Linked DNA regions of Homo sapiens: region 1 is linked to region 2. The links are chromatin contacts, found by Hi-C or POLR2A ChIA-PET in ENCODE. All regions are on one chromosome and are shown on one strand. The core of a region is the stretch at or near the end of the contact, and the rest is flanking DNA. Distances in the headings are between cores, read along the strand shown. Region 1 overlaps LOC105373891 (a long non-coding RNA gene). Region 2 has its middle 40 kb from the start of LINC02832.

Region 1 (2,746 bases), core at 144-2,643, 310 kb after region 2:
GTCATCCTACTTTCAGTTTGATGACTCCCCAACTCCCTCCCACAAACCCAGATGCTTTGGGCCAAAATCTATTAGGGCAAAACACACCCTGCTCACTCCAGGCTGTGAGAATGGCTAGACTTTGTGCATCTTCTGATCTGATTACATTTCCAGTCCCAACCACCTTCATTTTTCACCTCCTAATTGATTTCCCTGCTTCCACCCCTCCAATTTATTCTTTGCTCAGCAGCCATCCCAATCCTCCTAAATTGTGAGTCTGCTCATGTCACTCCTCTAATGGTGTCTCATGTTCTTTAGAGAAAAAGCTGAAGTCCTCACAGTGGCCTACAGTGATCAAGGGAGGGGCTGGCATTTTTTTTTTGGCAAAGGGGCAGATGGTAAATACTTTTGGCTTTGTGGACCATTGGCGTCTGTGGCTACTACTCAGCTCAGCTGCAGCAGGAAAGCAGCCACAACATGTGAACAAATAAGCATGGCTATGTCCCAACAAAACTTTACTTATAAAAGTGGGTGATAGGTTAGATTTGGCCCACAGGCCGTGATTCGCTGACCTCCTCTCTAGGTGATGTGGCCCTGACACCACATGGCCTTATTACCTTCTGCTCTTGCCCTCTGTTTTAGCCCACTGTCCTCTGTAAACATGCCAAGGCTTTGCTTGGCCTTTGCATCAGCTGTTCAATCTCAAACATTTTCTCCCTTTATCTCCGAGCGGCTCATTTTCTTACTTCTTCAGGTTTCTGCTTAAGTATCATTAGCAGAGAGCCCACCCTGACCACCTTATCAGAAATAGCAACCTTCTCATTTTCTTAGCACCCCATCCCCTTTACTCTGCTTTAGTTTGCTCGATAGCCATTGCTACCACCTGACATCTTTATTTATTTGAATGAATAAATGGTTCCTTCGGCAAATATTACCGAGTGCCTCCTTAATGCCAGCCAACTCTCTAGGTGCTGGAATCCCGTAAAGAACAAAACAAAGGCCTTGCTATCATTGGACTTTAAGTCCAAAGGGGAAGACAGACAACAAAAGTAGTAAAAATAAATATAAACATTGGTAGAGATAAGTGCTATGGAGAAAATTAGGCTGGGTGGGAGATGGGTTGTGGTGGAGGCTCATGTCTCTGTTTCTCTGGTAGTAGTTGTCTTCTGCCTGGCCTCATTGCTAAGATTTCACGGGTTACAGCAACAGTGACGTTAGCTCCCATTGCTCAGCTTAGAAGTTGGTGACGCAGAGCTGGAGCGTCTGACAAAATCCCAGAGCCAATAGGGGGCGCCACAGACTGGGGAGAACTGGCTGTGCAAAAAGGTGTGATCAAGGCAGGGGCAGCCAAGCTTCTGAACACGGTGGAAGGGGAGATGAAGGCTGGCAGCACAGGGGCAGGGAAGTTGGAAGTTGTGGGAGGTAACCGGATCTGAGCACAACTGCCTCCACTACCTGTGTTTTTCATGGAGTGCTGCCTAAATTACAAGGCGTTACCGAAGAATGCGCTTCTAAGTTGGATGCTTCATAAATCAGCCAGGCATGCATTATTATGCTGCAACAGAGCCCTTGTTGTGTCTTAATGCTCAATGATACAGCACAGAATCTGGGTTGGGCTTTCTATCATCTTGGACGTGTGGCAGGAACTCGCGCAGCTCTAATTGCTCTACGTGGGAATGGATTCATTGGTGCTTTGGCAGAATGACTCACTCTGATCAGCGTTTAGATTGAAGGGACTCTACCTGGAATCACAGGCTCAGAGAAATCTAGAGACCTTAGAGAGTTGATCCTAGTCTAATCTGCTCATGCTACAGATGGGAAAAATGAGGCTCACAGAGAGGAAGTTACTTGCCCAAGGTCATAAGTGGCACTTAGGGACACAAGTCAGGCTACTGATTCTGAGTTAAATACTTGGGTCACCATCCCAGATTCTCAGGAGAGCCGCCGTGCCCCTTCCTAGGCCTGCAGCAGGTGCCTCGGATGGTGACATTCTCTTGCCATCTGACTCAAGCTGCAGACCAACTGGAAGAAGCTGTGCCTCATTTACTTGAACACAAATGGACAACCAATTAAAAAAAAAAAACAGACTTTCACATTTTATGGATCCTTAGGGACTTAGTGAACTCATGCTCCCAGATTAAAGGAAAGAGGAAAACCATACCCTTCTTGCTGAACTATGCTGCCTGCTGGTTCCCCAGCGCACCCTGGTGTTCTCCGGAATGGAGACAGCCTTTAGGACAGCTGGAGAGCATTATCACTTGAAGGCTTGCATTCTGGCTTTTATATATGATTTACATACATCTGCATACTGTATGCTCTGGGCATTGTTTTCTGTGTCATGCCATCTTCACAGTCTCCCTTCTCCAAGCTCACTTGGCAGTTTGGCTTCCTCAGCTCTGCTGGGTGAGGTGAACGCTTGGTTGGAGTTTGATCTGGAGAAGCATCTAGAAGTTTCACCTCAGCGGGAGAGACTCTGGGACAGAGAGTGGCTGCTGAAGTCAGTGATGTGTCAGAGTCAAGTGGCCATCAGTTTCCTTAAGGTTCTACAGTAAGATCTGTTTATCACACTCCTTATCTGTCTCTGTCCTGAGCTAACTGTGTTTCTAAGTGCCAGGGGTCGCCCATGGGTTCAGAGTGACTGTCTATGTGTCAGGTAAAGTAGAAACTTTAGGATGCCATGGAAGAGACAGCCAACTTTTGGGCACCGTAGATAAGAAATGCGAATTAAAGCCGCAGTGAGATTCTACTACCCTAGTGGGTTAAAAAG
Region 2 (2,700 bases), core at 150-2,649:
TCACGAGATCTGATGGTTTCATAAGGGGCTCTTCCCCCTTCATTCGGCCCTTCTTCCTCCCACCTTGTGAAGAAGGTGCCTTGCTTCCCCCTCACCTTCTGCCGTGATTGTAAATTTCCAGAGGCCTCCCCAGCCATGCTGCACGGTGAGTCAATTAAACCTCCTTCCTTTATAAATTACTCATTCTCGGGAAGTTCTTTATAGCAGTATGAAAACAGACTAATACAAAGAGTTTTCTGTGTTAACTCCCGGCACCGTCACTCACTGTTGTGACCTTGGGCAAGTTGCTTAAGCTCTCTGTGTCTGTTTCTTAATCTGTACAGTGGGTATGATATTAATACCTATCTCATAGGTATTTTTTTTTTTTGGTCTTAAATGATTCATGGGAAAAGTATGATGTATGCTGAGAAGCAGCACAAAGACATTTCATGTGTGCGGACCTCATGTACGTGGACCATGTGGAAGGCAGCTTTAGTCCTGACTGCAGAAAAGCGATGTTCACATGCGCGTTGGGAACTGGCCTGCGCACCCAGATTCCCAGATCCAGGAAAGCCCTTCATTTCCAGTGCTTTCCATCCTCGCTCCAGCGGCAGATGTTAGAAGCTGACTGAGATGTTTTCTGGATTAATTGCCCCCAAACATTCAGGGTTTTATGTTTTAGAATGTCTGAACAGGTTGGAATTTGAATCTCCCTTCTGCCACTCCTTGTCTTATTTTGGAAATGAACTTAAAGTCACATTTTTGAGATTCCGACTATGTGACGCATTGAGCTATTTGGAGCGTTGGTTTGCGGCTGTTTCTAAGCCTGGACTCTTGACACGGCTTTGCCTGCAGCTCTGGACTCTCCCTCAGGCTCCAGGGCTCCCTGTGCCCTTGCGGTGCTCCGGCCTCTTGGCTTCTGAGTTAGATTGGGCATCTCTCAGATTCCTTGGCTACTGAGTCTGTACATCCCATGACTCCCGTCCTCCCTCTCCTTCCACAAGCCGGTCGGTGACCACGCAGCCTTCTAGGTGGTCCAAACTTTCTGGAGCTTTCCACTGGGAAGATCCTAATAGCCCTAATCCCTCCTTTAACATCAAGCAGAGCTGCCCTCAATCTTTTAATAGAAGCAGGTGAACTCCGACTAGATTTTTTGTGCACTAGTGAGGCTTGCTGTGTTTACTGGTATATAGGATACATTCCCCGCTTTTCCCAAATGATGGATTATATATGCAAAATAAAATTTTATACTTTATATATGAATAATGTATATGTTACAACATAAGATATATTACGTATTACATAATACTATACACATAACATATATCAAATATATGGCATTGTACGATATCTAATCGTTTATTATATACACAAGTTTTCTTGTCAGTCTTACGCTTTGGTATCAGGCACAGCTGGAAGGCTGAGAAAGAGGTAAAATAATGGGGCATGCTACCCCCTAGTGGCAGAAGATGGCAACATACATTTTGCAAATGTGAGCGCTTTTCATCCCCTTATCAAAAAACAAAACAAAAACCAGAGACCACACAGATGAATATGGAATTTGAGTAACTCCCCTATGTTATGAATTTAAGTATTTTTTCACTGCAACTCATATTCCTAAATACCAAGATATTTCTTTTTAGCTCTGTGATTTTATTCTTGTTTTTAGGGATACTAGACTGTGTATCAAAACCGTACTATTTTTTAATGGAGTCACAATCCTGTGTACTATATTTATAGGAATAAAATATTTCCCTTACAGCTTAGTCTTTATTTTTCCAAAAAACTTTCTGAAAAATTGAGATGTATCTGATATCCCCGCGCATTTCACATGTTGGCAAACATGGCATTTTACTGCCTCTGGTGCACAAAAAGCCCTTGAGCGCTCACCTAATGCTTCTGTGAAGTCAAGGGTTCCGAGCACGCTGACTCCATGTTGCTAGGGAGCCTCTCTAGGAGGCCAGCAGGCCGCTGGGCGGCCCCGACTGGGATCTGCTGTGGTATGTGGCCCTCTTTGCTAGTGCAGGAGCTTCCTCCGGTCACTTTACCTGCATTCCTTTGAGCCTGGGGCCCAGGCGGGGGACCCTAGCAAGAGGCTTACTTACGTGGTCCCCTGATACCAGGCATGGGAATGGTAGCACTTGCTGATTGTGTGGGTCTCTGGCCACAATGGAAATATTTAACACACAACACCTTAGAGTGGAGGTGGGCAGATTTTTCTCTGAAAAGGACCAGAAAGTAAATATTTGATTAAATTAATTAATCAATTTATTTAGAGACAGAGTCTGGCTTTGTTGCCCAGGCTGGAGTGCAGTGGTGCAATCTTGGCTCACTGCAACCTCCACCTCCCAAGCAATTCTGCTGCCTCAACCTCCCAAGTAGTTGGGACTACAGGCGTGCGCCAGCACTCCTGGCCAATTTTTGATTTTTAGTAGAGATGGGATTTCTCCATGTTGGCCAGGCTGGTCTCGAACTCCTGACCTCAGGTGATCCGCCCACCAGGGCCTCCCAAAGTGCTGGGATTAGAGGCGTGAGTCACCATGCCCTGTTTAGAAAGTAAATATTTTAGACTTGTGGCTCAATACAGTCTCTGTCGCAGCTCCTCAGTTCTGTTGTCTTGGTGCAAAAGCGAAAGGATGTGACTGTGTTCCAATAAAATTTCATGAACATGAATATAATTTTCATGTGTCTTGAAATAGTACTCTCCTTTTGAGTTTTTTC

Evidence for each region. A loop is a pair of places that touch in the nucleus more often than their neighbours do. ChIA-PET counts read pairs that join two places held with the same protein, here RNA polymerase II (POLR2A). Pooled maps may share reads with other maps.
Region 1: a loop to region 2 is called in a pooled map, with 2.6 times the contacts of the local background. The contact joins two enhancer-like sites. A Hi-C loop is called at or near these places in 1 of 50 pooled maps. POLR2A ChIA-PET finds 5 or more read pairs at or near these places in 2 of 52 experiments (BJ and WTC11).

What each region holds. Positions count from the first base shown.
Region 1 is chr2:219,996,163-219,998,908 of GRCh38, forward strand. All of the region lies in intron 1 of LOC105373891 (a long non-coding RNA gene), which reads left to right. Among named protein-coding and RNA genes, the nearest start is that of MIR4268, 91 kb to the left of the region's middle. Within about 2 kb of position 1,394, at least 2 of the 41 ENCODE cell types and tissues checked have a DNase peak (open chromatin) inside an H3K27ac peak, as active enhancers do.
Region 2 is chr2:219,688,437-219,691,136 of GRCh38, forward strand. No RefSeq gene overlaps it. Among named protein-coding and RNA genes, the nearest start is that of LINC02832, 40 kb to the right of the region's middle. RefSeq lists enhancers at 1-738, 1-422. Within about 2 kb of position 1,400, at least 11 of the 41 ENCODE cell types and tissues checked have a DNase peak (open chromatin) inside an H3K27ac peak, as active enhancers do.